2 separate regions of the Homo sapiens genome follow, and region 1 is linked to region 2. A link is a loop called in an ENCODE intact Hi-C map of the cell type or tissue named here. Cell type or tissue: PC-3. All regions are shown on one strand. Each heading gives the region's core, and the rest is flanking DNA. Links, peaks and the distances in the headings are about the cores only. Region 1 has its middle 99 kb from the start of LINC01846. Region 2 has its middle 35 kb from the start of LINC01846.

Region 1 (16,579 bases), core at 7,282-11,281, 67 kb after region 2:
CCCTCTCAGAAAAAAAGAAAAAAAAAAAAAAGAAAAGACATGGACTCATCCTACATGTCCATGAATGGTGGCTTGGATAAAGAAAATGGTATAAACACACACCATGAAATACTAGAGTAATAAAAAAGAATAAAATCACGTCCTTTCCAGCAACATAGATGCTGCTGGAGGCTGTTATCCTAAGTGAATTAATGCAGAAACAGAAAACCAAATATTCCATGTTCTCACTTATAAGTGGGAGCTAAACATTAGGTTCACACAGTCATAAATATGAGAATAATAGACACTAAAAGGAGGGAGAAAGGCAGGGGAGCAAGGACTGAAAAACATCCTATTGAGTACTATGTTCATTATCTGGTCGACAGGATCAATGGAAGCCCAAACTGCAGCACCACACAATATACCCTTATAACAAACCTGCACATGTACCCACCCGAAAACTAAAATAAACATGAAAATTAAACAAAATAAAATAAATTACCATCTTCTCCTTGCATATCTTGTTTTCTTCTGTAAAATGGCAACAATAGCAGCTTCACAGGACCATTGTTAGGATTAAGTAAATTAACACATCAAAGTGCTTAGAATAGTGTCTATTGTATAGTAAATGCTCAATATAGTCCATTGATTGTTTGAAAAAAGCAAAAAGTAGTGGTTAGCATGTGAGTTCTGGAGACAAAATAAATTTTAATCCAAATTTACTCCCTAAGTAGTTGAATAATTTGAGGCAAGTTATTGCCCCCAATATTGTAAATATTTACATCTCCCCAGCTTTGTTTTTTCACATGTAAAATTATTAAAGTCATGGAGATGCATCATATCTACCAGAATATTATACCAGTAGCTTTTATGTGATACTTCTAAAAATGACTTTTTCTTCGAGGCACGTATTTGAATTATACACGCATGTGTATAATAATAATGAATGTGGAGGTTTTAGGAGAATACCTATGCAACAGAACTCAATAAATTTTAGTTATTTTGGTTATTAGTTTATTGTTTATTTATTATTGCTAGCAATAACTCTACCTTGATTTTTAGCTATTTGCTTATTTTAATTTTTAATTTCAAAATACTTAATATTAATTGCATAATTTGGTCAACAAATGTTTATCAACTGAAATACAGAAAGAATTTTGTACAGATTTCAAAATCAGATGTATAAGAAGAATAGTAGTCAGTTTGGTTTACAACAGTGGAAGAAAATGGGAATTGATTATTGTCTTAGTTGATTTGTGTTGCTATACAGTAATACCTGAGACTGGGTGATCTAAAAAGAAAAGAAGTTTACTTGGCACATGGTTCTGCACACTGAACAAGAAGCATGGCACCAGCATCTGCTCCTGGTGAGGGCCCCAGACTGTTTCCACTCACAGCAGAAGGTAAAGGAATGCCAGCGTATCACATGTCAAGAGAGGAGGCAAGAGAGAGGAGGAGGTGCCAGGCTCTTCTTAACAATGAGTTTGCTTGGGAACTAGCAGTGAGAAATCACTCACTACCTTGAGGATGGCACCAAGACATTCATGAGGAATCTTCCCCTATGACCCAAACACCTCCTATATGGGCACACCTCCAACACTGGGGATCCAATTTCAACATGAGATGGACATGTTGAACATGGGAACATTTCAACATGAGGGAACGTATATCTAAACTTTATCAATGGTGAATTTTATAGGGTAAAGAAAAATTGAAATTATTTAATTTAATTTTTACTCTTTAAATCTCCTTTTCAAGGTGATGCAGAGTAAAAGGAGAAAACTAAACAAGACTTATTATGTTAAACAAAGATCCTGGCACAGCATTTGCCAAATTTCAGGCAATTTCAGAGCAATAAAGAGATAATTGAATAATTAAATTGGTAAAAGAAGAAAAACTCAAAATTCAAGTTGTTTCTACATGAGTTTGTTTCACCTATCATACCCTCTTATTCTCACAGAAGTTTAACATAATTATACATTTTAAATATTGTTGAAAATCAAATTACAGAAACAAAGACACACTTAAAGGCAAAAATAGAGACAGAAACAAAAAAGAAACTTCTAGAGAAAAATCATCTGCTAGAAACCCTTTGGAAATAACAAATTAGCAAGTGGCAGAATGAGAAGAATGATGCTGAGAACTTCGAGCTTTTCAATGATATCAAGAAAGTTTCCATAAGAACTAGCTATGCCAGAATTTTAAAAATGCTTAGTCTGTTCTTCTAATTTATAAATAGTACTTAGGAAATATACTGCTTTACTTTTTTTCTATTTATATTCAAGAAATAACATTAACATGGTAAAAAAAAAATTAAGTAACATAAATGTGAAAGTCAGTCTCCTACTCACTCAGGTGCCCTCCCCCAAAACTTTCTCCCAAGAAAAGAAAAATTTAGCCAATAAAGTTTCCAAACTGATAAAATAATGAATAACTTTTAAAAAATGTAAGTAGTCTGTATATATCATGCAGCCCACTGCTTTTTAAAAAAATTTTATTCTTAATTTTTATGAATACATAGTGGGTGTATATATTTATAGGGAACATGAAATATTTTATGCAGGCATGTAGTGTGTAACAATCACATCAGAGTAAATGGGATTTCCATCGCCTCAAACATTTATCTTGTTTTATGTTACAAACATTCCAATCACACTGTTATATATATATTTTTATATTATTCTATATTCCATGTATATAAATACATGATTCTATGGGTTTCTCAAAACCCATAGAACAGTACACTACAACCAATGCAGTTTTTAAACTTCATTGATTTTAGCTTCAGCGGTACATGTGCAGGTTTGTTATATAGGTAAATTGCATGTCACAGGGGTTTGGTGTACAGATTATTTCATCAACTAGGTAATAAGCATAGTACCCAATAGGTATTTTTTTAATCCTCTTCCTCCTCCTACTGTCCACCCTCAAGAAGGCCCAAGTGTTTGTAGTTTCCTTTTTTGTGTCCATGTATTCTTTGTCTTTAGCTCCCATTAATAAGCGAGAATATGTGGTATTTGGTTTTCCGTTCCTTTGTTATTTCACTTAAGATAATGGCCTGCAGTTCCATCCATGTTGATACAAAAGAGATAACCTTGTTCTTTTATATGGCTGCACAGTATTCTGTGATATATATGTACCACAGTTTAGGTTGATTCTATGTCTTGGCTATTGTGAATAGTGCTTCAATGAACATATGCATGCATTTTTTTATAGTTGAATAATTATATTCCTTTGAATATGTACCCAGCAATGGCATTGTTGGGCTGAATGCTAATACTGATATAAGTTCCTTGAGAAAGCACCACACTGCTTCCCACAGTGGCTGAACTAATTTATATTCTCACCAGCAGTGTATAACCATTTCTTTTTCTCTGCAACCTTACTAGCATCTGTTATTTTTTGACTTTTTAATAATAGCTATTCTGACTGATGTGAGATGGTATCTTGTTGTTTTGATTTACATTTCTCTAATGATTAGTGATGTTGAACACTTTTCCATACGCTTCTTGGCCACGTGTATGTCTTCTTTTGAGAAGTGACTGCTCACAACCTTTGCCCACTTTTTAATGGGATTGTTTGCTTTTTGCTTGTTAATTTGTTTAAGTGACGTATAGATTCTTGATATTAGACCTTTGTCAAATGCATGGTTTGCAAATATTTTCTCCCATTCTGTAGGTTGTCTGCTTACTCTGTTGATAGTTTATTTCACTGTGCAGAAACTTTTTAGTTCAATTAGGTCCCTTTTGTCAATTTTTGTTTTTGTTATGATTGCTTTTGGAGATTTTATCATAAAATTGTTGCCAAGGCCTATGCCCAGAATGGTATTTCCTAGGTTATTTTCCAGAGTTTTTATAGTTTTAGGTTTTACATTTAATACTTTAATCCATCTTGACTTGATTTTTGTATATGGTGTAAGGAAAAGGTTTAGTTTCTATCTTCCGCATATGGCTAGCCAGTTATCTCAGCACCATTTATTTAACAGGTAGCCCTTTCCCCATTGCTTGTTTTGGGTCAACTTTTCAAAGATCAGATGGTTGTAGGTTGCAGCATTATGTATGGGCTCTCCATTATGTTCCATTCATCTATGTGTCTGATTTGTACCAGTACCATGCTATTTTAGTTACTGTAGCCTTTTAGTATAGTTTGAAGTTGAGCAAGATGATGCCTCCAGCTTTGATCTTTTTGCTTAGAAGTGCTTTGGCTATTTGGGCTCTTTTTTGGTTCCATATGAATTTTTACATAGATTTTTAAAATAATTCTGTGGAGAAAGTCATTGTTAATTTAACGTGAGTAGCTTTGAATCTATATATTGTTAAATGGCCAACTGTAATCAATCTTTTGTGTTTTTTTTTAATCTCAATTTCACTTATTTCTGCTCTGATCTTTATTTTTTTTTCTACTTATTTTGAGTTTGGTTTTCTTTTACTTTTCTAGTTATTTGAGATGCATCCCAATGTTGTTTATTTGAATCTTTTCTACTTTTTGATGTAGGAAATTATTGCTGTAAACTTTTCTCTTGTTGCTGCTTTTGCCGTATCCAATAGGTTCTGGTACATGGCATTTCCATTTTCATTTGTTTTAATAAATGTTTTAGTTTCCCTCTTAATCTATTTATAAACCTACTGGTCATTCTGGAACGTACGGTTTCATTTCCATGTCTTTTTAGTTTCCAAAATTCTTACTGTTATTTCTAGTTTTATTTCGTTGCAGTCAGACAAGATACTTGATATAATTTCATTTTTTAAAAATTTTGTAAAACCTGTTTTGTAGCCTAACATATTATTTTTCCTTGAGAATGATCCATGTGCTGAGAAGAATGCGTATTCTGCAACCATTTGATAAAATGTTTTTATATATCTATTAGATCCATTTGGTTTATAGTGCATATTAAGTTAGATGTTTCTTGATTTTCTGTCTGGATGATCTGTCCAATGCTGAGAGTAGGGTGTTAAGTCTCTAGCTTTTATTGTATTTGGGCCTATTTCTCTCTTTAGCTCTAATAATATTTGTTGTATATATCTGGGTACTCCAGCATTGGGTGCATATATATTTATAATTGTTATATCCTTTTGTGGAATGAAAACCTTTATTATTGTATAATGATCTTTTTTTTATACTTTTGAAATCTATTTTATCTGATATAAATACAGCTATTTTTGCTCTTTTTTGGTTTCCATTTGCATGGAATATCTTTTTCCATCCCTTTATTTTCAGTCTGTGTGTCTTTATAGATGAATTGTGTTCCTTGTGGACAACAGATCATTGGGTCTTGGTTTTTATTTTAATCCCTTCAGTCATTTTATATTTTTTGATTTAGAGAGTTTAGTCCATTTACAGTCAGTGGTATTATTGACAAGAATTGACAGGAATAGGAACTTATTTCTGCCATTTTAAAATTTGCTTCCTGGTTGTTTTGTCATCTTAGTTTTCTTCTTTCCTTCCTTCCTGTCTTCCTTTGTGTGAAGATGATTTTCTCATATAGTATATTTTAATTTCTTGCTTTTTATTTTTTCTTTATCTGCTGGAGGTTTTTTAATGTGAAGTTGCCATGAAGGTTGCAAATAACATCTTATAATACATTTTTTAAATTGATGACAATTTAACATTGATTTCATAAAGAAGCAAACTACCAAACAAGCAAATAGAAAACTAATAAAAACTCTACACTTTAACTTCATCCCCTCAACTTTTAACTTGTTGTTTCTCTTTATATCTTATTATACTGTCTATGTCTGGAAAAGTTGTCATACTTATTATTTTTGATAGGTTCATGTTTTAGTCTTCCTGCAAGAGATGAGAACTTTACACACCACAATTACAGTATTATAATATTCTGAGTTTTTCTATATACCTGATATTACCAGTGAGTTATGTACCTTCAGATGATTTCTTATTGCTCACTACCATATTTTTCTTTCAGACTGAAGAACTCCCTTTAGAATTTCATGTAGAACAGGTTTGGTGTTAACTAAATTCTTAAGCATTTATTTGTCTGGAAACATCTGTTTTTTCTTTGTGTTTGGAGTATATTTTCAACAGATATACTATTCTAGGATAAAAGTTTTGCTCCTCCAGAAATTGAAATATGTCATGCCACTCTCCTGGCCTGTAAAGTTTCCACTGAGAAGTTTGTTGCCAGATATATTGGAGTTCCTTTGTATGTTACATGTTTCTTTCTATTGCTGCTTTTAGAACACTTTCTTTACCCTTGATCTTTAGGAGTTTGATTATTAAATGTCCTGAGGCAGTCTTATCTGTGTTATATCTGCTTGGTGTTCTATAAGCTTCTTGTAATTGAATATTGATATCTTTTTCTAGGTTTGGAAAGTTCTCTATTATCCCTTGGAATGAACTTTCTACCACAATGTTTCTCTCTCTGTGTCTCTCTCTCTCTCTTTTTCCCTGTCTCCTCCTTAAAGACAATGACTCATATTTGCCCTTTTAAGGGTATTTTCTCGATCTTGTAGGAATGCTTTATTATTTTGTATTCCTTTTGTTTATTTGTTTCCTCTGACTGTGTATTTTCAAATAACCTGTCTTCAAGCTCACTAATTTTTTCTTCTGCTTGATCTATTCCGCTGTTAGGATACTCCAATGCTTTCTTCAGTATGTCAATTGCATCTTTCAGCTCCAGAATTTCTGCTTGGTTATTTTATATTATTTCAATCTCTTTCTTAATTTTTTGATAGAATCTAAATTTCTTCTTCTTGTTATCTTGGATTTTGTTTATCTTCCTCAAAACATCTACTTTGAAGGCTTTGTCTGAAAGGTCATATATCTCTGTCTCTCTAAGATTGGTCACTGGTGCCTTATTTAGTTTGTTTGATGAGATCATATTTTCCTGGATAATCTTGATGCTTTTGGTTGTTCACCAGTGTCTGGACATTGAAGATTTGGGTATTTATTATAGTTTTCTCAATCTAGGCTTGTTTGTAACTGTCCTTCTTGGGAAGGCTTTCCAGGTATTCAAAAGGGACTTGGGTGTTGTGATCTAAGTCTTTGGTCACTCCAGCCACATCTGTTTTAGTGGACATCTCAAGCCCAGTAATGCTGTGGCTCTTGCAGACTCATACAGGTACTGCCTTTATGGTCTTGGGTAATATATTGGAAAATTCCCTGGATTACTTGGCAGAGACTCTTGTTCTCTTTCTTTACTTTCCCCAAAGCAAAGTTTCTGTCTCTGTGCTGATCTGGAGCTGGGGGAGAGATGATACAAGCACCCCTATAGCTACCACCACTGAGACTGCACTGAGTCATACCCAAAGACAGCACACCACTGGCCCTCACTCAAGGCCCACGGCGACCACTGCTTGGCTACCACCTATGTTCACTCAAGGCCCAAAGACTTTACATTCAGAAGGTGGTAAATCCAGGCACGCTTGTGTCCTTCCCTTCCAGGCAATGTGCTCTCTTTAGCCCGTGGTGGGTCTGGGGAATCTCCTCTGGGAGGTAGGGCCTGGAGGTAGGAACCTTAGGAATCTACCTAGTGCTCTATTTGCTGCAGCTCAGCTGGCATCCAAGCCACAAGACAAAGTCCTTCTCACTCCTCTCTCCCCTTTCCTCAAGCAGAGGAGTGCCTCCTCATGACCACCACCACCCTTTACCCGAGGCAAGTATTGCCTGGCAACTCTCCATGTTTACTCAAGCCCAAGGGCTCTTCAGTGTGCTTGTGGTGAATGCCACCAGCCACGAGTCTCTCCCTTCAGGACTTTAGGCTCCTCTCTGCCCTAGTGCAAGTTCAAAAATGCCATTTAGGAGCCAATAACTGGAACCAGGGACCCAAAGAACCCACTCCGGGCTCTACCCCACTGTGGCCAACCTGGTACCCAAGCTATAAGACAAAGTCTTCTTTACTCTCTGTCTCCTTTTCTCAAGCAGAAGGGATCTCTCCCTATAGCTACCACAGCTGGTAATGTACTGGGTCACACTTGAAGCCAGCATGGCTATAAGTCTCACTCAAGATCTGTGGCAAGTACTGCCTGGCTATCCCACTGCTGATTATACAGGCCCAAGGTCTCTTTCTTCAGGCAGAAGATGATGAATTCTGCCAGGACTAGGTCCCTCCCCTCAACGCAGTTGGTTCCCTCTGGTCTAGGTTGTGTTTTAAATGTTTTCCAGAAGCTAGGGCCTGGAATGGAAGCCTCAGGACTCTACCTGGTGCCATATTCTACTGTGGCTGAGCTGGTATCCAAGTTGCAAGCAAAAATCCTCTCTACTCTCCTCTCTCCTCTCCTTAAGCAGAGGAGAGTCTGTCTTAGAACTGTAAGCTGCACTTCCTGGAGTTGGGGGAGGGCTAACACAAGCACTCCCTTAGTTGCTCCAGATGGTATCTCCCTAGGTCACATGCACTCCAAGTCCACCGGTTCTGAGCCCAGCTCTGCACTAGGACTTGTCAAGGAATTGCAATCCTTGTGGCGTAGGCTACCTTTCAAGTTTCTTTAGGATTCCAGAGCACTTCAGCCTGTGGTGGCGGGGCTTGCCACAACTCAGGTCTGACAACTAGGATGGACAATCTGCTTCTGGCTAGGGCTGGCCTAAATGCCCCCTCCATGGGCATCGGCTGAGCTCCTGTTGCTTTCCACTGTGACAGGACACCTTTGAGTTCCAATGCAAGATTCCACATCACTGCACTCTCCCTCCCCTAAGCATACAAATTCTTTCTTTGTGCCAAGTTGCTTTGCTGGGGGATAGAGGAGGAGTAGTATAGATGATTCAAGACTGCTTTTCCTATCCTTTTCAGTTCTCTTTCTTTAACATGATGTTAAAATCAGGTACTGTGATCACCCCTCACTCACCTAAATTTTGGTTCTAATGAAAGTGCTTTTTTTGTGGATAATTTTTCAGTGTTCCTGCTGGGAGGACAATTGCTAGAGTCTTCTATTTGGCCACTGTGCTCTACCTCCCCTATCATTTTTTTTTTTTTAACTTTCACGTATTGATTGAGCTGCATTTTATTTTTCAATAAACACTGGGATCAATTTTTTTTCAGTTTTTCCCCCGAAAAACTAATCAATCATCCCCAAACCAATACCATATATTAAGTAAACTTTATGGAATTACCTGAATAATCTATCTTCTTTTCACTAATTTTTTATTAATATTACCAATGTATATTTGTAATATTATACATTTATATATAATGTATAATATATACTTATATCTATTTGATATATATAGGTAATATATAAAATGAATTATATATATATATAGAGAGAGAGAGAGGGCACCTATATGTGTCAGGCACTGTGATAAATCACTGGTGAACACAGACAGTATCCTTTCCTTCAAAGAATTTAAATTTTAATGGGATACATATTTTTTAAAGTAAACATATAATACATAAAACACTGTACTATGTAATTTATAATAATAACTAACATTTATTGAACGCTTACTATATACCTGACTCTGTTCCAAGGGTCATCAATCTATTGCCTGTGGCAATAGTAAGCATTCTGTTTTCACATAGACAATAAATCCAGTAAGCATTCTGTTTTCACATAGACAATAAGCTAAAACTAAATCTACATTTTTAAGGGATTGTGGGAAAAAGGAAAGAAAGAATGAATAATATGAGAGACAAATTATACATGACTCACAAATCCTGAAATATTATCTCTGTGGCCTGTTATAAAAGAAGTTTATTGACCCCTGTTTAAACCTTCTAAATGTACTCATTTAATTTTCACAGTAAGCATTAAAGTGGTTAATATTATTACATAATATGTAAGCTCTACTATTCTTCCAGATGAGAAAACTAAAGCAAAAAGAGTTTCCTATAATTATCACAGAGGAAGTAAACAGGCTACTGAACTTCTAAATGAGGATCAGGAATGAGGAGGGTTAAGACAAAAAAGGAAGAGTTTTCTGGAAAAACTATTCAGATTTACTTTTTTGAAAGTTGAGATTACAGTCAGATGTGGTGGCTCACGCCCGCAATCCCAGCACTTTGGGAGGCCAAGGGGGGCAGATCACGAGGTCAGGAGATCGAGACCATCCTGCCAACATGGTGAAACCCCATCTCTATTAAAAATACAAAAATCAGCTGGGTGTGGTGGCACGCACCTGTAGTCCCAGCTACTCTGGAGGCTGAGGCAGGAGAATCGCTTGAACCCAGGAGGCAGAGGTTACAGTGAGCTGAGATCACACCACTGAACTCCAGCCTGGGCAAAAGAGTGGAACTCCATCTCACAAAAAAAAAAAAAAAAAAATTGAGATTACCTGTGAATTGAAAGAACAGGGCTCTATGCCCTATTGTTGAGAAGCTCAAACATACAGTATTTGGATACATACATAGGAACCAGGTAAAAAGATGAGAAGCAGCAGACATAAGAATAGAAGGAAACAGAAATAAACAGAAGCCAAGAGAAGAGAGTGTTTTGAGGAGGGCAGAAAACATTTCGTATTGTTGTGCAAGACCAGAAATAAGAGCCAGTAGGCGGCTTGAGGTTCTAGCCTAAAGGACAGGGCATAACTGATCAGGGCCAGCTACCTTTATGTCTTATTCTATTATGCCTTCAGTTAACATAAAGGGGGTAGCAGGATGACCAAGTCCTAATAAGGAGCCACTCATACGACCTTTTTTTCTCTCTAGAGAAAAGGTACCATAAGTAATACTACTTTCTGAATTGAGAAACACGAAAAAAAATTAATAAATTATAACACAAAACAAATAAAAAGCAAAGCTCTTATGTAAGATTTTACCCAATAGTAACAGGTTTCTGTGAAAGATTTTGGAACATGACTCCTCATTACCTTCCTCTTCCTCTCCAATATTAACTTCAATTTACCTTCACTTTCTGAATTAAACAGCTCCTTTTAGTTTACAGGCGGCTGGGTGCCAGTGAGACTGGGGTCTTGGTTAGGGTCCTGGTAGAGAGAACTGGTATAAAGGATTTCTCTGAGATAAGCAGGGGAGCCAGCAGAGAAATGTTCAGACCAATGTCTGGAATCCTGAGAAAAGATCAACATCAGGTTTCCATACATGTGCTGGTTCTCCTTAGCCCCCAAGAGACCAAAACAAACAAACAAAAAGACAAACAGATAGACTGAGACATCCTTGGCTCTAAAACTGGGAGATTTACTGGCTGCTTCTGAATATGCCATCAAAGGAGTGGAAACCTACCTACTTTAATATCATTGACACACAGGATAGACACAAGTGCTTCATCTTTCATCTCCTGTTAAGACAAAAGTAATTTAGCATTCCCTAACATGAAACCTTAGCTCTAGAGAGCAGAAAACAAAAATACCTAAACATTACATAGGGTCCCAAAAGCCAGAGAAAGGAAGGGCAGTAAGAATAAACAGAAAATACCAGCAAAACAGATCTGCTGGAGGAGACACATGACAGTGTGATTTAAGATAATGAGAACATTAGCAGAAGTCCAGGCTTACTATATACACACCAAAGACTTTCTGGAGAAAAACAAGCAAACAAAATGCTTTTCTAAATCAATAATTCAATAGGTAAAAATGAAAGAAAACCTGGCCTGTAATGTCATCCTTTATAAATCCCTACCCATTATTCTTGTATTCTAATTGGAATCTGAAACATTTGCACATTTCCCCTTTATGTTCTTATGAATCCAAGAACAATGAGATGATGACTTTGATTCACATGCAAAAAGTGTTTTAAATTATTATTCCAAGCAATCATTGTTTTCAAAAATCTTTCTCTAGAGGAGGCTGAAAAGCCTCACTTAGTCCCTGAATACTTATATTTCATTGTAAGAGCATCCTGTATTGAAGTCACAACTGATCGAGTAGGGTATTTATAAAGGACGACATCACAGTCATACATTGCTTGACAATGAGGATATGTTCTAAGAAATTTGTCATTAGGCAATTTTGTCATCATGTGAACATCACAGAGTGTATTTACACAAACCTAGATGGTATAGCCTCCTACACATCTAGGCTATGTGAGATAGCCTATTGCTCCTAGACTGCAAACCTATGCAACATGTTACTGAATACTGTAGGCAACTGCAACATAATGCTAAGTATTTGTGTATCTAAAAATATCTACATATAGAAAATGAATAGTAAAAATACAGTATAAATACAGTAAACACGATAAACCTGTAGAGGACATTTAGCATGAACAGAGCTTGGTGGACTGGAAGTTGTTCTGGGGGAAGCCAGTAAGTTGTGAGTAAATGGGAAGGCCTGGAACATTACTGTGCCCTTTATGCTACTGGCAGCAGAGTAAGTTTGTTTCTACCAGCATCACCACCAACACTCCAGTAACATATTACCCTATGATGTTACAACAGCTGCTATGTTACTAGGAGATAAAAATTTTTCAGTTGGATTATAATCTCCTATGGCCAACATCATAAATGTGGTCCATCACTGACTGAAACTTTGTTATGCAATATATGTCTGGAATGTGTTTCTTAAATATATATGTATATTTCATCTGAACTGAGAAGCCTAGAATGAACACTTCTTTTCATGAATGAGGACTATTGTCAACTAAGTGTAATAATCAGAGCATTATTCTCAATATTATTTGTTGTTATGTCATTATTGGATCTATTTGACACCTTATAGCAGAAATAATTAAATCTTCGTTACTCCTTAATGAGCTCTGAATTTTCTCTCTCTTTTGAATGTGGAATGTGGATTGGAGTACAAAAGAATATGAGTATGAGAGGAGAGCGCCAACCAGAAATGATGTAGGAATTCTCAGAAACAAACATCAGAAAAAATGCCCTGTTTACAAACTTAAAAGATGCAAATTGAAAGGGTTTTACATCTAAGAACCCAAGAAGTAGACAAAAGTTTCAACCGACAGACAAAACCTGACAGAACTATCAGTTGCATTCTCATGGCACTTCTGTTAACTTTTTGAAGGGTAGTGTTATTTCTAGTTTCAGCATTAACAAGAAGAGAATAAATACTAATATTACATAGATATAATAATTATAATTTAAATTTTCTGCCATCTGGATGTAAAATTTGGCATTCTTGGGATGGTTTTAATTTAAAAATGTTTAACATGGCTAATGGCAATTCCCTTATGATAGGTTGAATTATTAAAAAAAAAATCCAACTACTAGATATGTATAGGAAGTACATTTAAATGAAGTTAAAAGTGGAAAAAAATTGCTGTACAAATATCTAACAGGAAAAGAAAATAGGTGAGTCATATTAATATTAGATAAAATGGTATTCAAAGCCAAAGAATAAAAATGAAGACAAAGACAATATCTTTAAAATGTAATCTTTCCTAAAATAATGTGTGGATCTAATTTTATTCTAATTAGAAATAAAATTTTGGCATACTTGCTGTTACCAGTATTAATAATATTTTTAAAATAATATGGAAAATTGAATGAGCAAAAATTACCAAAAAAATGGAAATAAGAATCATAAAAGATGGCTTGCTGTACAAGATTATTGAAATTTAATATAAAGTTACCATAACAAAAATGTAAACACAGTTTGGCAAATAGGTCAATGAAATAAACCAAAATCCAGAAATAAATCAAGTATATGTAGAAAACATATGGCAAAAGTGTCATTCTAATTTGGAGAAAAATAGATTATTTAATGAACGGTACTGGCATAATTAGCTGTTTCTCTAAAATAAACAAAAATTAAGACACTGCTTCATATTACATAAAATTAATTTCTAGATACATTAAAATCTAAATATAAAATAATTAAAAATATTAAAATAATGTGTAAAAGAACATTTGCAAGCCTTCAGATGAAGTCTTTTAGCAAGATACTAAATCTGAAAGGAAAGACTGATAGATTTAACAACGCAAATATCTTGAGTTATAGTTTTACACCATAAGCAGAGTCCAGAGAAAAATACAGAACAATAATTTTTGCAGCATACATGATTAATTTTCTAAGTGCTTATAAAATATAAAAATAATCTGACAGAAAAATAGATAAGAGAAAATGCAAATCACCAAAAACTTGAGAAAACGTGCTCAACTTCATTACTAGTTAATAAAATGCAAATAAAACAGCAGAGATGTCACTTTATATTCATTTGTGGAAAAACAATTCTTTTTAAAATATTAACATCCAAATTGCTCAGCTTGTGCAGAAATGTTGGCTGGCTAATGGAATTAAAATCTTCAGGAATATCAAAAAACATCTTAGGAACTGTTCAAAAATGAAGTAAAAAAGACTGATAACTAAATTCAGAGTAGGAGTCTGAACTGGATTGTTTTGCTGTGAAGAACATTATTGTAACATCTGGCAAAATTTGAGTCAGGATTGAATAGTATGAATCAGTGTTAATATAACCAATAATTATATTTTAGTTATGTAAGGAGAATGACCCTCTTTGTAGGAAATATAAGGTTAAGTATTTGGGAATATACAGACATGATTTCAGCAACTTAGCCTAAGCAATTTGTATTTTCAACCTTTTTCTAAATTTCAATTTTTTTTTCTCTCTCTCTCTCACTCACCCGTCTCTAGCACAGCAAATAAACTTTTAGAAATCTATCCTATAGAAGTGGAATTGACAAAGTTATTTATTTCTCGTGGAGATGTTAAAAATCTACACAAAAATTGACTGAAGATGGATTAAAGACTTAAATGTAAGACCTAAAATCACAAAATCACTAGAAGAAAACCTAGGCAGTACCACTCAGGACATAGGCATGGGCAAGGACTTCATGACTAAAACACCAAAAGCAATGGCAACAAAAGCCAAAATAGACAAATGGGATCTAATTAAACTAAAGAGCTTCTGCACTGCAAAAGAAACTATCTTCAGAGTGAACAGGCAACCTACAGAATGGGAGAAAATTTTTGCAATCAATCCGTCCGACAAAGGACTAATATCCAGAATCTACAAAGAACTTAAACAAATTTACAAGAAGAAAACAAACAGCCCCATCAAAAAATGGGCAAAGGATATGAACAGACATTTCTTAAAAGAAGACATTTATGCAACCAACAGACTTATGAAAAATGCTCATCATCACTGGTCATTAGAGAAATGCAAATCAAAACCACAATGAGATACCATCTCACACCAGTTAGAATGGCGATCATTAAAAAGTCAGGCAGCAACAGATGCTGGAGAGGATGTGGAGAAATAGGAATGCTTTTACACTGTTGGTAGGAGTGTAAATTAGTTCAACCATTGTGGAAGACAGTGTGGTGATTCCTCAAGGATCTAGAACTAGAAATACTATTTGAACCAGTGATCCCATTACTGGTTATATACCCAAAGTATTATAAATCATGCTACTATAAAGACACATGCACACATATGTTTATTGTGGCACTATTCACAATAGCAAAGACTTGGAACCAATCAAAATGCCCATCAATTATAGACTGGATAAAGAAAAGGTGGCACATATACACCATGGAATACTATGCAGCCATAAAAATGGATGAGTTCATGTCCTTTGCAGCGACATGGATGAGGCTGGAAACCATCACTCTCAATAAACTATCACAAGGACAGAAAACCAAACACCACATGTTCTCACTCATAAGTGGGAGGTGAACAATGAGAACACATGGAGATAAGGAGGGGAACATCCCACACCAGGGCCTGTTGGGAGCTGGGGGGCTGGGGGACAGATAGCGTTAGGAGAAATACCTAATGTAAATGACGAGTTGATTGGTGCAGCAAACCAACATGGCACATGTATACCTATGTAACAAACCTGCACGTTGTGCACATGTACCCTAGAACCTAAAGTATTATAATAATTTTTAAAAATCTAGACATCTTTCAATAAGTTAAGAATTAATTAAATTATTATACATCTATATTATAGAATGCTTTGTAGCTATGAGAATGAATTAAAGCTACATGTGTTTAATTTCCACATCTGACCATGAAGGACTTAGGGAGACCAATGCAAAGAAATCTGTAGAGTATTGCTAGAGTCCAGGTGAGTACCTTGTCCTACCTAGAGAATGATTGCACAGGTAAAGAGAAAGATGCTAAAAACTTATAGGAGGTGGAGCAAGATGGCTGAATAGAACCTTCCAGTGATCATTCCCCTCCTCCAGCTGGAGCACAAAATTAAACAATCATCCACACAAGAGAGTACTTTCATAAGAACCAAAACTCAGGTGAGTGGTCACAGTACCTAGCTTTAATATCATATCAAGGAAATAGGCCCTAAAAAGGGATCAAGGACAGTCTTGAACTGCCAACCTCCAACTCCCCACAGAGCAGCTTGGCATAAAGAGAGATCTGTGTGCTTGGAGGAGGAAAAGTGCAGCGGTTGTGGGATTTTCCTTGGGAACTCAGTGCTACCTTGTCACAGCGGAAAGCAACACAATGCAGAATTCAGCTGGTGCCCATGGAGGGAGCACTTAAATCAGCCCTGGCCAGAGGGGAATTGTCCATCCTGTTAGTAAGAAGTTGAGTTCTGGCTAACCCGACCACTATGGGCTAAAGTACTCTGAAGTCCTAAGTAAACTTGAAAGGTAGTGTAGATCACGAAGACTGAAATTCCGAGGCATGTCCTGTCGCTGAACTGAGCTTAGAAAGAGTGGACTTGAGGTGCATGCAAACTAGTGAGACACCAGCTGAGATGACCAAGGGAGTAATTGTGTCACCCCTATCCAAACTTCAGGCAGCACAGCTCAC
Region 2 (16,579 bases), core at 4,504-8,503:
CCCAGAGGTAACATTTATTTCATTATTTGAAAGAGATGTTTCAATATTACTAGAACTATAAAGCACCTTGAATCCTAGGATAAAATGATACTTCATATTTTAATATTTGGGGTAAAAATTATGTATCTCCTTACATGTTTATACTGAACCTGGAACCCAAAGAATATTTCCTAAACGCTGGTGGGCTGTATCCTGTCCCTGTTCTATAATTACTAAATCTAACATGCAGTAGGTTCACGTGACAAATGTCTATTTCTATCTGTTGAGCTGCCACTTCTCATTATTTGCTTGGATTCAAAGGGGCCTGATTGATGCAAAATTCCAAGTCAAAGCTTTTGCTAAAGCAAAACTGTGTCTATTGATACTGCAATTTGTGGGGTTCAATATTTATGAATAGTGAACCAGTCACAGGGGAAATGACTAAAACAGAAAGCATTGAGCAATAAGATAGGTCATGTCCCAAACTTTAACATAAACTTTGGTCAAAGAATTGGCTGACTCCTAGGTATCTGGAAAAGAGAGATTCTGTGTTGTATTGTTGTGCCAAAAAGTGGTATGTTAGTGGACTACTCACAGAAATGGTTGCAGACTAGAAGCTACACCATCTTGAATGTGTGCCCACCTGTGACCTTTCACTGCCCATTATGCACATCGAGGAATGTCAGGATGCACTTCAGGACATTTTCTAAAGAACAGTCTGGAGGAGTTGATAGGAAAGAAAGCTGACCTTCTTATATAGCTTAATTTTCCCTGTCAGTGCTTCATAAATACAGATATACCAACCTGCTGCCTTTCCCTCAGATACTCTGACTTAGAAAATAAATGAAGATAATTATCACTTTTAATTGCAGTTCAGAGCTCTCAATTCTTTGTCCAGGTTAGTTTTTTCTAAACTATGTATTAAGGTCAGTTGACCTTCTCTAATATAACCATATTTATTTCAATGAGAAAAAAGAAGGAAAAAAATAAAAAGTCATCCGTTTCCACCAGTTATGCATTTGCACACCCCCTACCTAGGAACGTATTCACCAACACAGATGGTCACAGTGTCGTCCTTGGGTGTTAAGTTCTCTGTTCTTGATGCTCCAGCTGTTATTTTCTAGTAATGCAGCAAGTATCTCAGAAACAAATGCTATTGAGGCATGTTTTCCCATCTGTAATACATAAAGGTGTATTTATACAATGCTATTAAGTGTGCTGTTTTACTAAGCACCTCTCTTATAAATTTTACATTCCTTGGAGAGAAATGTTTTTTCTCGTATTTCATTTGCTTTACTTACAATCTCTAATTCACTGAGTCAGATAATATTAGAGTGAAAATTACAGTGCAGGCAGATAACTCAGGCAAATACAGTGCAGAACTGAAAAAAAATTGAATTGTTTGAATTCCAATTCAAGTTTAAATCTACTAGGTAAAGTATATATTTTGATATATAAACCCTCATGAATCTCATTCCAGACTTATAAATTTTATTTCATTTACATCAACTTTCTAATCAGTTAGTGGGGCACACAAATACGCTTAGTGCACTGTGAAATGCAAGCCGTTCTCAATAAAGGCCAGACAGAAAATTTATTTTCCTTTAACAGAATTGGCAAAGCAGAAAACAAAGTTGGAACATTACTTTGAGACTTGTTTTAGCAAAGGGGTTAATGAACTCTCAAATTGTTTTCTGCTCTGCTTATGCTTTACATGAAAATCTACGATGTTCAACTCCATCCTATTTTATCCCCAAATTAACTTCTGTAATGGCAGGCTCCAAAATGTATCCTGAAGAGAATGCTGAAACAGAAAGCAATGAGCAACAATGCTGCCATTCAGGTTGCAATATAAATGACATTTACTTTGAAGAAACAGGTAACACCTCATCAATAGGCGTAGCAGTCCTATTGTAGGAAGAAGTGATGAGGAGATAATTGCTTATTGTATTACTTTTCTGGAATGGCTATGACAAGGGCCACAAACTGAGTTACTTAGAACCACAAAGATGTATAGTCACACAGTTCTGGAGGCTGGAAGTCTGAAATCAAGGTGTTCGCAGCGTAAATTCCTCCTGAAGACAGTGAGAGAAGGGTCTGTTTCAGGACTCTTTCCTTGACTGGTATATGACCATCTTCTTTTTTTTTTTTAATTATACTTTAAGTTTTAGGGTACATGTGCACAACGTGCAGGTTAGTTACATATGTATACATGTGCCATGTTGGTGTGCTGCACCCATTAACTTGTCATTTAACATTAGTTATATCTCCTAAGGTTATCCCTCCCCCCTCCCCCCACGCCACAACAGTCCCCAGTGTGTGATGTTCCCCTTCCTGTGTCCATGTGTTCTCATTGTTCAATTCCCACCTATGAGTGAGAACATGCGGTATTTGGTTTTCTGTCCTTGTGATAGTTTGCTGAGAATGATGGTTTCCAGCTTCATCCATGTCCCTACAAAGGACATGAAATCATCATTTTTTATGGCTGCATAGTATTCCATGGAGTATATGTGCCACATTTTCTTAATCCAGTCTATCATTGTTGGACATTTGGGTTGGTTCCAAGTCTTTGCTATTGTGAATAGTGCCGCAATAAACATACATGTGCACGTGTCTTTATAGCAGCATGATTTATAATCCTTTGGGTATATACCCAGTAATGGGATGGCTGGGTTAAATGGTATTTCTAGTTCTAGATCCCTGAGGAATCCCCACACTGACTTCCACAATGGTTGAACTAGTTTACAGTCCCACCAACAGTGTAAAAGTGTTCCTATTTCTCCACATCCTCTCCAGCACCTGTTGTTTCCTGACTTTTGAATGATCGCCATTCTAACTGGCGTGAGATGGTATCTCATTGTGGTTTTGATTTGCATTTCTCTGATGGCCAGTGATGATGAGCATTTTTTCATGTGTCTTTTGGCTGCATAAATATCTTCTTTTGAGAAGTGTCTGTTCATATCCTTCGCCCACTTGTTGATGGGGTTGTTTGTTTTTTTCTTGTAAATTTGTTGGAGTTCATCGTAGATTCTGGATATTAGCCCTTTGTCAGATGAGTAGATTGCAAAAATTGTCTCCCATTTTGTAGGTTGCCTGTTCACTCTGATGGTAGTTTCTTTTGCTGTGCAGAAGCTCTTGAGTTTAATTAGATCCCATTTGTCAATTTTGGCTTTTGTTGCCATTGCTTTTGGTGTTTCAGACATGAAGTCCTTGCCCATGCCTATGTCCTGAATGCTATTACCTAGGTTTTCTTCTAGGTTTTTATGGTTTCAGGTCTAACATGTAAGTCTTTAATCCATCTTGAATTAATTTTAGCATAAGGTGTAAGGAAAGGATCCAGTTTCAGCTTTCTACATATGGCTAGCGTTTTCCCAGCACCATTTATTAAATAGGGAATCCTTTCCCCATTGCTTGTTTTTCTCAGGTTCGTCAAAGATCAGATGGTTGTAGATACACAGCATTATTTCTGAGGTCTCTGTTCTGTTCCATTGATCTATATCTCTGTTTTGGTACCAGTACCATGCTGTTTTGGTTACTGTAGCCTTGTAGTATAGCTTGAAGTCAGGTAGTGTGATGCCTCTAGCTTTGTTCTTTTGGCTTAGGATTGACTTGGCAGTGCGGGCTCTTTTTTGGTTCCATATGAACTTTAAAGTAGTTTTTTCCAATTCTGTGAAGAAAATCATTGGTAGCTTGATGGGGATGGCATTGAATCTATAAATTACCTTGGGCAGTATGGCATTTTCACGATATTGATTCTTCCTACCCATGAGCATGGAATGGTCTTCCATTTGTTTGTATCCTCTTTTATTTCATTGAGCAGTGGTTTGTAGTTCTCCTTGAAGAGGTCCCTGGGATGCAAGGCTGGTTCAACATATGCAAATCAATAAACGTAATCCAGCATATAAACAGAACCAATGACAAAAAACATATGATTATCTCAATAGATGCAGAAAAGGCCTTTGACAAAATTCAACAACGCTTCATGCTAAAAACTCTCAATAAATTAGGTATTGATGGGATGTATCTCAAAATAATAAGAGCTATCTATGACAAACCCACAGCTAATATCATACTGAATGGGCAAAAACTGGAAGCATTCCCTTTGAAAACTGGCACAAGACAGGGATGCCCTCTCTCACCACTCCTATTCAACATAGTGTTGGAAGTTCTGGCCAGGGCAATCAGGCAGGAGAAGGAAATAAAGGGTATTCAATTAGGATAAGGGGAAGTCAAATTGTCCCTGTTTGCAGATGACATGATTGTATATCTAGAAAACCCCATCGTCTCAGCCCAGAATCTCCTTAAGCTGATATGCAACTTCAGCAAAGTCTCAGGATACAAAATCAATGTGCAAAAATCACAAGCATTCTTATACACCAATAACAGACAAACAGAGAGCCAAATCATGAGTGAACTCCCATTCACAATTGCTTCAAAGAGAATAAAATACCTAGGAATCCAACTTACAAGGGACGTGAAGGACCATCTTCTTCCTATATATCTTTAGATGGCATCCTCCATGTTTGCATCCCTTTGTACAAATTTCCCTTTTATAAGAACACCAGTAATTTTGGGGTAGGGCCTCACCATACTCCAGTATGACCTCACCCTCACATAAAGAATCACATCTGCCACAACCTTATTTCCAAATAAGGTCACATTCTGAGGTACTTACTGCTAGAATTTTAACATATGAGTGAGGGGGGAGCACAATTCAACCTATAACATTCATATATTTTAGGCATGTTCTCATATTTGCAAAAGTTATGAGAAGAGTATTCAACATCATGAAACACTGAAGCCGTGAGAAATACCATTATACCCCACCATAATGGCTAAGGATTCACACGTCTTTCAGTAGTAGAATGGATTTGTTTGTTGTGGAATATTCATAGTAAAACACTACATGGGAATTAAGAAGGAAAAACTGCTACATGCTACACAACGGTTGAATTACACAAACTTTGGCAAGGATGTAGAGCAACCAGACCATTGTGTATTGCTAAGGAGACTATAAAATGGTTCAACCACTCTGAAAATCTGTTTGGCATAATCTAATGCCACTTGAATTAGTCCATTCTCACACTGTAGTAAAGATACTAACTGAGACTGGGTAATTTATAAAGAAAAGAGGTTTAATTGACTCACAGTTCTGCTTGGGTGGGGAGGCCTCAGGAAACTTACAACCACGGGAAGAAGCAGCAGGCACCTTCTTCATAAAGCAGCAGGAGAGAGTGTGAGCAGAGAGCAAAGGGGGAAGAGCCCCTTATAAAACCATCAGATCTCATGAGAACAGCAGTGGGGGAAACCACCCCTATGAGCCAATCATGTTCCACCAGGTCCATCCCTCGACAACTGGGAATTACAGTTGGACATGAGATTTGGGTGGGGTCACAGACCCAAAACATATCACTACTTATCCTATGACCCAGCAAATTTCACCCCCACATATATGCCAAAGAAAAATGAGTGCATATGTGCAGCAAAGGACATGTACAAGAATGTTCAAAACAGCTTTGTTAAAATTATCAAAAACCTGGAAACAACCATGTCTTTCAACAGTAGAATTGATAAGTGAACGGTGATATATTCATAGTAGAATTCTACCCAGTGATTAAAAAAAAAAAAAAAAAACTACTGCCACACACAACATTATAGCTGATTACTGCAGGCATAATTTGGGCCAAAAAACCACAACGTAAATGAGTATATACTATAAATTTCTATTCATATGAAATTTGGAAAAAGGTAGAACTAATAGTAATAAAAACCAGAATAAGAATTACCTTTAATGGGGTGATATGGATGACAGGGGCATGAGAACAGTTCTTGTGATATACTTCATGTTCTACATCTTAATCCAGGCTGTGGTAAAGTCAGTAGATATATATGTAAAAATTTCAATATTTTTTGTATATGTGTTATTATCTAAATAAAAAAATTACAAAATACAAGAATGATAAAAAAGATTAGGTAACATGTATAGTACAGTTCTCATAAAATCATAAACAGAGTTGAAATAGCAAAAGCCAATTAGTAAAGGCAGAATCTAGTCATATCCTCCAGTTTTAAGATTTTATACCACTGGTTCAGAGGCTCAGCTATATTAGAGAATTGGGAAATTTCACTTAACCTAAGAAAACTCTTTGCTTTCTACCTGCTTAAGTTGGGAAGTAGCAGTAGTGAGATGGCTTGGTCCTCACTTTCTGCCTCACCAAGGCCTCTCTCAGACATCACACCTACACTATACTTTCCTAATTCAACACGCATTAGGAAACTCCCATTTTATGATGGGTATTTATGGAAAATATAGGACTCAGGGGGATGATTAAAGATGTCCCTATATATTACATTCATTTTCAATCTTTTACATTTGAATCAAAACTCAAGGCCCAGGCCTGAGGCATTTTCAGTTTATGCCAAAATACTATAAGGAGAATATTTCCATTGGAATGACTCAGGCTACTCACCAAATATTTACACGTCCTTTCACACCCTTACCTCTAAAGAGCTGTAATGCAACGAAGAATTTGTAAATCTGGAGATGTTCCAGAATCATATAAATCCTCATATTTTGAATTCAAAACCAAACACCTTAAAAGAGAAGACTAACCCTTATTGAAAGTATTAGGAACATTGCTTATAAATGTCAGAAAATAAAGATTGTAAATAATTTATCTAGCCCTGTGTATGTTTCACCAATGGAAGAAAGGCAACAACAATATACACATCAGGTTAGAAGTTGAACTCCACCTATTTTTAACTTTGAGTTGTGCATAGAGAAGAAGGAAATTCGTCTGGAGTCCATCAACTCATGGACAGATGTACATATGTTCTGAGTAATGCTGCAAGAAGTCTTCCTTTTTCTTTCTTTTCTTAATCAATTGCCTAATTAATTGCTTTTTTAAGCAGTAAGCATCAGGTTGCCTGAGGGCAACTGCCTTCTGATGCATAGCAGAAAAGTAATTTGTAGTTTTAAATCCATGAGATCACTTTTGAGTCAAGATTCAAGACACTATCTCTCTCTGGCACTTTTCATGGACAAAGGCACTGAAGTATTAAAAAATGTAAGGGATAAAAATGTGTGTGTAAAAAACAATGAAGAGTGAAAAAGATAATTAAATATACTAATTATTAGGCCATTGATAACTTTTAAGGAAGTAGTTTTAGTAGGGTGATATTGGAGTAAAAGCCTTTAATTATTTTATTAAAATCTGTAGTAATGACTGACATCATTGGGTGGGCTAAGTATGGACTCTACATAGATATTTCAAGCATTGCTGCTATATTTTCTGGATATTTTCTCTCTTTGATTCAGCAAAATAACTTTCACTTACCATTGACAAATGCCTCTAGTCAGGGCTGATCCCAATCAATGGTAGAATGATGGTGAGGTTTGATCCAACCACCTTTCTGTTTAGTTCTTGCTCTAAAACCCAGAGACCCAGTGCTTAGAGAGTCCTGTATGGGAGGAGCAGCTGCCTGTGTATTCTTCCTGGTTTAGGAGAATGCACAGTCTCCCAATTTATTGCTTCATTAAACTCTGTCTACTTGATCTCCATTCTACCAGACACTGAATGTGGCAGCCATGAGTGGCACACGCAGGAAACCAATGCGATGGCTTCCTGAAAAGGTACCAATCTCGGCTCAAATGATCAGTTTTTATGAAGGTACTTTAGGAAGTATTTAATATGGGAAAGTTCAAACAACATAAGGAGGGTCCATTTGAAGGTGAGGGTCTATTTCTCTTTCCCCTTCTAATCACACATCATAAGTCATTATTGGCTCTGCTTTTTTAATGCTGCCCTTGCCTAGAGTATTAAACACAAAAATAGGGAAGTAAAGGGAAGTGGAAATTATTCATCAATATTTACTCTTCTTTCTATGTGTCCAGGGCACAGACACAGAGCTGTGGCATTCTGATGCATCTCTGGTTCACCAGCTGCGGAAGTGCAGGTGTATGTTTTCTTGATACTGAGAGGTTCTGTAGATACGTTATTATTGACTTTTTCCTCTCAAGGGTCTTCTGCTCTTGATGCTTCCTGCAACATATGTAGATGTTTTATGGCAGGAAGCTATTGAATTGGGCCCACTGGGAATACTTTTATTAGAACCCAATATGGACTGAAATAAAGTCCTATTGCAATTGGGACAATTTGCAAGCTCTCCTACTTACTAGTACATTCCTAATTTCCAAAAGCTCGTCTCTTCCCTACACACAAAGCAGCCTGGGGAAATGTCGGTTGACATATGTAAGTAAACCACAGTTATGTTTCATTGTGCATGACCAGTCTATTAAGGGGTAGATTCATTATGTACTAGAGACAAAGGTATTTTCCCTCTTTCTCATTACTCTGACATCTAAAGTGCTAATAAAGGTTTTAAAATAATGTATGAGCAAGCACTGGATCCTTTCTTCTCCCAGGTCTCCCTCTTCAGATCCTCAAATCAGATCCCTGATATCACAGTATGTGAATCCCCCATTGACTGAAACTCTGGACAGCATACAGAGTGCAGTATTGCTGAAATCACTTTCCTCTGCAGCTGCAATTTAATAATTCCAAAATAGTTTATCAAGGCAAAGAAAACATAGATTTATAAGAGCATTTGAAGGAAAACTTATTCCCACCATGTCTAAACTTCTCATCAAAAAGAAATATTTAGAAAATTCAGGATATATAGATTTTTTTCTGACTTCAAACACAGACCTGTTCATTACTTTGTCCATGCTAATATTTTACCAGAATCTCTGGTGGTACTGAAACTTAACATTATAAAGTTTTGGTTGTTGATGTTATTTTTTTACATTCACCTGAAAAATGCTGAATATGACATGATCAGAAAGTATTATTCCTTAATTCACTTACCAATTGTGACATATGTTGGGAGACATTTGCACATAATTCTTTGCTAGATACTGAGTTTCTGAGAAGGGGAATGAGAAAGGCAATATTTACAAAGACTGTTTTGCTGTAGGAGACATTTTCCTAAGTTATTTTATTTCTTTCTGACAATTTATTTAAAGATAATTATAGCTATATGGGACAATTTGGCATACAGAAAAAAACATAGATGATAGAGGTAGCAGCTGAGTACTTTGATATCAAAGGTTTGTGTGAGCCTCTTTCTAATAATAAGGAATGGAAACAACCATGTTTCTCATGCACTTTTCTGAGCTATCAATTTATAAATAATTTATTTGTATTAAAACCATTACTGCTTTCTTTTAAATCAGAGGAGAATATAATTAGAAAATGTTTATTGCCACAGAAGCATAGTAATGAATTTGAAAACCTGTCCATTATCTCACAAAATCCACATAAGACATGTGCCACTTGCACATAAAACAAAGCTGTTTAATCAGTATGACTGAAAGATCCTCAATCCTCGAGGCATAAAAGGTTTAGAACAATATTGTCCTAGTGATGATAATAATAATTAGGTGCCATAAAGAATTATGTAAAACCTACAAAGCTAGTGGTAGAAATTAATGTTTTCCCCAAAGTATTAGTTACACATTGATTCTTGCAATGTTTTAGCCTAGGATTATAGGAAAAGGAAGCTTAAAACAGCATGAACAATCATCTCAGAACACATTTTTGGGAATTGTTCCTTTCTGAATTTTGGAATAATAGGAATTATAACTAGAAGAAAAGAGGAAGATAAAAGCAGAGAGGCATCTCAGTAAAAAACTGATGACCTTATTTTGTACATAGCAAAAGTTAGGCAGAAAAAAATTCCATTATTGGAACATTCAGGTTTTACTTCTCAGAACAATAGTCCCATGTTCTGTGCCACACAAGGACAAAAAAGTCAAAAATTATTCACATACATGTACAATATTAATTGTAATCAGGTGGTGAAATTTTATATTCAAATTCCTCTATTTAGCAATATTACTTTAACTATTATCAAAGTAAAGCAGAGTTTAAATTGGGACTGAAAAGATAAAAGCAAATATTGCACCACTTCATAATTCATTCTGCATAATTTTAATTGTATCACATTTTAAGGAGTAGCATCTTACTATGTAAAAAAAATGCATTTGACAAATACTTCTATCTCTGTTGATGTGACTGGATGCATTAGAAAAGATTTGTTCCAGGACAGAAAGAATTGCCTGCTTCCAAAATCTCTTTGTAAATCAGTTAGCCATAGTTCTTTTATTGTCCTTTATGGGAAGGATATTCAGGTTGTTGAGGCAAGTGTAGATTCATCAACCCTGGAAGGAACATTTTTACCCAGCCTCTCCTTGAATCAACCCTTTTTTCTGAATTATTAGTAAGCCATATTTCCAACAATTATAGTAAGTAGATCCTTGAGAAAAACAACAAAAAAATGCTCTTGACTTTTTAGTGAATGTATGCTGGGGTCATTTTCTTAATTTTAGTGATTGATTGTTCCCCAAATTCAATAATTACAGAATCTGTATGAAGAAAGCAGCTGCAAAGCTGCTGCTACAAGTAAGTAAAATATTACCCTCACATAAAAGGTCTCTCAAATGAATGGCTCTGTGCCCATTAGAGAAACTCTGTATTGTGATAAAACTACTGCAAATGTATGTGAAGAGCATAGGAATGTCAAGCAAATTCATTGTCTATAGTTATTACTTTCTTAGTTCTCTAAACTTTACTTACTAAATAATTAACACTAAAAACAAAACAAAACAAAAAAAACAGCAACAGGGAAACAATACTTTTCATTGTGATTCTAAATCTGACTTCAGCACATGTTATAGCATTATTGTTCTCTGTGCTGTGATTTTGATTCAATTACCAACATTTTGTTTCAAAATGGAGTAGAACCCAATTCTGCAGAATGTAGTGCCTTAATTACCCTTCATTTACAGTAATCCCTTTCTTTTAACCAGATTTGTACTATGAGTTAAATTTGAATAAGCACATACCAAAATATTTTATTATTTGATATTTAAATATGTGTTTACCTTAAGTACTTTTGAACAGCCTCATTGTATTCCTTGAAACAATTAAACATTATACCTTTTAAAAAATTATCTGACTATTCTTTGGATATATCTTAATGGGGGAAAAGTCAGATTTCAAATGTGTTAGCAAGATATCTTACTGTGACTTTTAACCATGAAGTTTATATTGATGCAAAGGCTCCATTTAAAAAGAAAGTTGCCATAATATGCAACCCATTTTAAATCTCAATACATAATTGACAAGGCTAATTCAGTTTCTTTGAAGGGAGGCTCAACTTCCCATCATATTTTTCCTGAAAAACCCTAATTATTATATTTTACTGGTTCTTTAGTGGAATAAACCAGCCTTTCTCTGCTGTTTAGTTTAGAGCTATAATGACTGTCCAGATACATAAACCAAGAACCGGCGAAGAGCTTGTGCCATTGTCCAGTGAATTCAAGTTTCAGGAATAGTCACATATTCATGGAACCAATGTTTATTGAACATCTACAATGGACAAGGTACATTTTTGGTATTGGAGAGCAACAATAAACAAAATAGACAACACCCCCTACATTCATAGAGCTTGCGTTCTAGTTGCAGAAACAATAACTCAGGAAAAAATTAAATATTTATTATATTCTTTATAAAATTTCTAACAAGGAATAAAAGCCTAAGAGTGAAAAAGGAACATGTGTGCATGGGGGCAGGGTGGGGGGCAGGGGTGGGGCAGTGTCTCTATATATGTTAGCCTAGGAAAAAATTGCTTCCAGATAATTCAAGAAATGCATTGAACTAATTCAGTTTATACCCTGAGAGAAACACAGCACTTTATTAAAGAATCAAAATGATGTTTCTTCCAGTGAATTCTGATGAAAATGTGGTTAAGAAACATGCTCTTCAAGAAGTATATTTGAATCTAGTATAATAAGCAGAAAACAAATCTATTACATTGCGTATTGATATGTTTGGGCTAGTTGGGTCTGTCTTTACCATTATCTTTCACAAAACTGAAAGATTCTGAGGAACAACAAGCAAGTTGTTTCACCTCAGTTGGAGGTCTAGAATTGCAAATGAATTAACAGTAAGGGAAAAAAAATATTTTGGCTCCAAACTTCAGTCCCACATGTGTTAGAGTGGATTATAAAACACACAAGAACAAGTGATCTTTCAGGTTACTTGGCAAACTAAACTTAAGCATCTTAATATAGGAACCGTAAAATAATATTGCACATTTTTGTAGTTCCAACAAGCACTTTGAATTATTTTTAAATAAATTTTTAATAAGTAGTTTTGACTGAAGGAAAACTATCATGGTAATGATGCAAAATATACTAAAAAAATAAGGAACATTTCTCACTGAAAGACACTGGAAATACATATACCTGCCTTTGAAGAGATGTCAGCACATCACATTTAAGCCATCTAGTCTGTAGAAAGACGACAAGGTATCTTATACTTTCTGTAAGATATTTAATATCCCTCTATCATTTTCCCATCAGAAGAATTTGTAAATTTCCCAAATCCGTGTTCAAGTTACTCTGCCTCTCAGGATTCTCAGAGCAGCTGCCAATTTCTAGTACCAAATGTAGAGAAGGATCTCTCATGACCATAAATCAATTCTGTCACCATTTGGGATTACATAAGGACATAGAAGGAAAGACTTTGATCTGGACACTAAATCCAATTAACAATGAGCTAGACATTGGAGCAATCAGTCCCTTTTTCAGCAATCTCTTTTCTGAAGCGTCCTTGGCCTGAGATCCATTGAGATGAAGGTCCTTGTGGGCTCAAAGACTACTCTCTCATAGCCAGTATTTGGACCTGCTCTCAGCAAGAGCCAGTGTTCCTATGATATAACCTCTTTCAGATTCTGGTCTTAGCTAAACTACATCTGGTGAAGAGTGATCTGTGTGTGAAATCTAATGAAGCACTCCACAACTGGCTTCTAAAACCTGGGTCCTGATGGAGGCAGATGAGTTTTATTAAAACGTTACCAAGCCACTAATTTTGTTATTTGAAGAGCCCCACTAAGAGTTGCTTACAGAATTCTTTGCTATTTTTCAAAGAACTAAGAAGCAAAAGTTGGAATTTTTGTTAGCGGTGTTTCATCTTTCAGATACGATCATTCTTGCTCAGCATACCCACCTTCCTCACTAAAATGAAAGGGAATAATTCCCGTAGGAGTTAAGCTGCCTCTACCAATTTCATTTTCACTAGAACCAATCAAGAAAAGACCATAACATCTTTTATTTCTCAGCAGAGTTCTTCTCTGTTCCTAAACACGGGTTACTTAGCCAATTATTGCGAACATATGGATCTTCCATATTTATATGATTTAATATCAGTGATGACAATCTATCTCAAGGGAACTGACTCATGTAAGAAAAAAAGTTTTCTGGATTTGGATTTTTCAAAAAGGTGGCCAGGGTTTTCTTCTCTAAGGGAAAATCCCCTTCAAGCTGCCTGTAGAGATGTGTTTTCTAATTATGTGTAAGGCATGCCAGGAGGGGCCTGACACCTGTGTAGGGGAGAGATTCTGAGTACTGTGGTAGTGACCAGGGTCAGGTGGCTCAGGTTAGAGATGCCAGGTGTACACGCCCCAGGCCAGTTTCACAGGCAGCCATTGTTTCCCCAAATCTAGACAAGACCAGAATGTCAGTGATGAACAACCTTGAGGGAGCTAGTTCTCACAGCGCTGTGTATCCAACTGTGTTGGAAATTACCCAGGGAAGCCTGTTTCAACAGGACTTCTAGCTGCAGTTGTAGGCCCAAAAGTTTCAAGGGAGTCTTTGAACTTGAGGATGCCTATCATTCCCGGTTTTGAAAGCTTCTAAGAACCGCTAGCTGCCAGTCACCAGGAAACAGAGAAAGGAAGTTAATAAGCTAACTCACTTTAGCCGTAATTTATTGCAGTTCATGTTTTTCCCTGTCTTTTTCGCACATTTGGAATGCAGTGTTACCACAGAAAGATCTGCTCCTCGGAATGTATTTTGAATCTTTTTTCTAATCCTTGCTTCACAGAGTTTCATAGTATCTGAAAAAAAATATATGCTTTTAGTTATTCCTGTTGGTAAAATTTCTATAGGATCTAGCCACAACAAGCTCATAGATACACCTAGAGATTAATAGACATATAGTCTAATAGACTCACCTTCATTTCTACTGACTTCTAGTGACAGGCACAGACTGCTGTATTGCATGACGCAGTGAAAGAACTTGAGAAAAATAATCCAAAATTGGAATGTGAGGCCCCATGCTGCAACTACTGCTTTAGGACCTGGGGATAGTTTTCCTAACCTTTCTACAGTTTTAGATCTATAAAGTGGCCATAATAAAACATGCCCTATATCTCAAGATGTTTGCATATGAATCAAAGGAGATAATTTATTTAAAAGCTGTTTGATAAGGGCAATATCCTGCAGAAATAAGCATTTTGATTTTTACAGATATGCTACATTCAGAGCTTTCCCAAATTTGGGTTGCCTACTATTGAATATTTTATTTCTTGGGCCTCTTGCATTTATATAATTATATAATTCTCCACTCTGGGTGATAATTATACGTATATGAAGAAAAACCCTCGATAAGGGGAAATAGAAAAGGTTGGATATCTTCCTCCCCTAATGTTGCTCTCCTGAGGGTCCAGTACCTGGCCATGGTGGACTAATCACAAGAGAAATGCACTGCAGACATTCCTTCAAGCTTCTGAGGTTTTTTTTTTTAAACTATAAAAGTCAAAGCACCATGAGAAACATGCCATCTTGAAGGGGAAAGACCCATTAATTGAACCAGGGGTGGAGTAACTTCTAATGGGGAAAAACAATAAAAGGTAGTTAAAGATAGTGTTTTCAAAAACCTCTGCTCTGCCAATTCTCATGAAAAATACATAAGTCATAGGACATTTGATTCTGGCCCTTAGGTGATTTGCAATTCAATGTGCCCAATCCTTCTGACCTCACTGACCAGAAAATAGCCAATGAAATTATTATTAATAAAGCAAATGAATGTTGTTCATGTTTTATGTTGTTGTCGTATATTAGGAGTTATTTAGGGATGAATGGGGAGTGTATGGCTGCTGAGTTGACAATGTGGTTTTAATATCACTACTGATTGTCTACTGTCAAATTTGCATCACATCACCTTATAAAGTTTCCTTCTTCATTTGAGTAATCATAATTTAATTTCATAATGGCCAGCTATTTCTATCAAAGTATTTCTTATTTTTTTATTCTTAAATTGTTTAATTTTTCTTCCAAGACTTCCTCAGAATAGATTATCTAATAAAATTATTGGAAGAATCTAGATGCTTCTTTTTTATTCCCAGTTAAGTTTTTGAGTTAAAAGTCCTGTCTTCTAGCTCATGACAATTTTTTTGTGTGTGTTCTCAGGTCACTTCTCTACTTGTTGGGCCAGTTTATCATCTCTTGGTTTTCAAAGGTACTTAAACTACAACTTCCTCTGAAAATCAAATATTCTTTCTCTTTTTCCACGTCAAATACTTGCAGAAAAAACAACATTGTGAATTCTCATTTTAAAAAAATACAGCTGTAGAAATAAGAGATATTATTTAAAACTTCCTCTGGAAGTAACATTGTAAGTAAAACTTGAAAATGAATCACTATCTTTTAAAAGTAAATGTGAATCTAAACTTGATGTATTAATAATGGAGGGAAATCAATAAGCCAATAACAAACAACCTCGTTTAAAAAATGGGCAAAAGACACAAACAGACACATCTCAAAAGAAGACATACACGTGGCCAACAAGCATATGAAAAAATACTCAATATCACTGATCATTAGGGAAATGCAAATCAAAAACAAAATGAGACACCAACTCACACCAGCCAGAATAGCCATTGCCACAAAGTCAAAAAATAACAGATGCTGGTGAGATTGCAGAGAAAAGGGAATGCTTATACACTGCTGATGGGAATGTAAATTAGTTTAGCCACTGTGAAAAGCAGTTTGGAGATTTCTCAAAGAACTTAAAATAGAACTACCATTAGAACCAGCAATACCATTACTGGGTATATACCCCCCAAAATATAAATCATTACACCATAAAGACACATGCACGTACATGTTCATCACAGCACTATTCACAATAGCAAAAACATGGAATCAACCTAGGTGCCCATCAATAGTGGACTGGATTGTTTGGAGCAAGCCCCCCAAAATCTGGCCATAAACTGGCCCCCAAACTGGCTATAAACAAAATCTCTGCAGCACTGTAACATGTCCATAATGGCCAAGCTGGAAGGTTGTGGATTTATGGGAATGTGGGCAAGGAACACCTGGCCCGCCCAGGGCGGAAAACCGCTTAAAGGCATTCTTAAGCCACAGACAACAGCATGAGAGATTTATGACTTAAGGGCATGTTCCTGCTGCAGTTAACTAGCCCAACCTATTTATTTAATTCAGCCCATCCCTTCGTTTCCGTAAGGGATACTTTTAGTTAATTTAACATCTATAGAAACAATGCTAATGACTGGTTTGCTGTTAATAAATACGTGGGTAAATCTCTGTTCAGGGCTCTCAGCTCTGAAGGTTGTGAGGCCCCTGATTTCCCACTTCACACCTCTATATTTCTGTGTGTGTGTGTCTGTGTCTTTAATTCCTCTAGCTCCGCTGGGTTAGGGTCTCCCTGACCAAGCTGGTCTCCGCACTGGA

What was found. A loop is a pair of places that touch in the nucleus more often than their neighbours do. Peaks named below come from ENCODE experiments on the same cell type or tissue, not always from the same donor. Only the 100,000 strongest peaks of a DNase experiment are listed, where the experiment ranks them.
Region 1: it touches region 2 in a loop (4-fold over the local background); 1 of 110 quality-filtered maps calls a loop at or near these places.

What each region holds. Positions count from the first base shown.
Region 1 is chr5:98,251,511-98,268,089 of GRCh38, forward strand. No RefSeq gene overlaps it. Among named protein-coding and RNA genes, the nearest start is that of LINC01846, 99 kb to the left of the region's middle. In PC-3, for the core only: no CTCF peak of the experiment used is centred there; no DNase peak of the experiment used is centred there; H3K27ac peaks cover 675 bases.
Region 2 is chr5:98,187,665-98,204,243 of GRCh38, forward strand. No RefSeq gene overlaps it. Among named protein-coding and RNA genes, the nearest start is that of LINC01846, 35 kb to the left of the region's middle. In PC-3, for the core only: no CTCF peak of the experiment used is centred there; a DNase peak (open chromatin) is centred at 6,397; H3K27ac peaks cover 1,124 bases.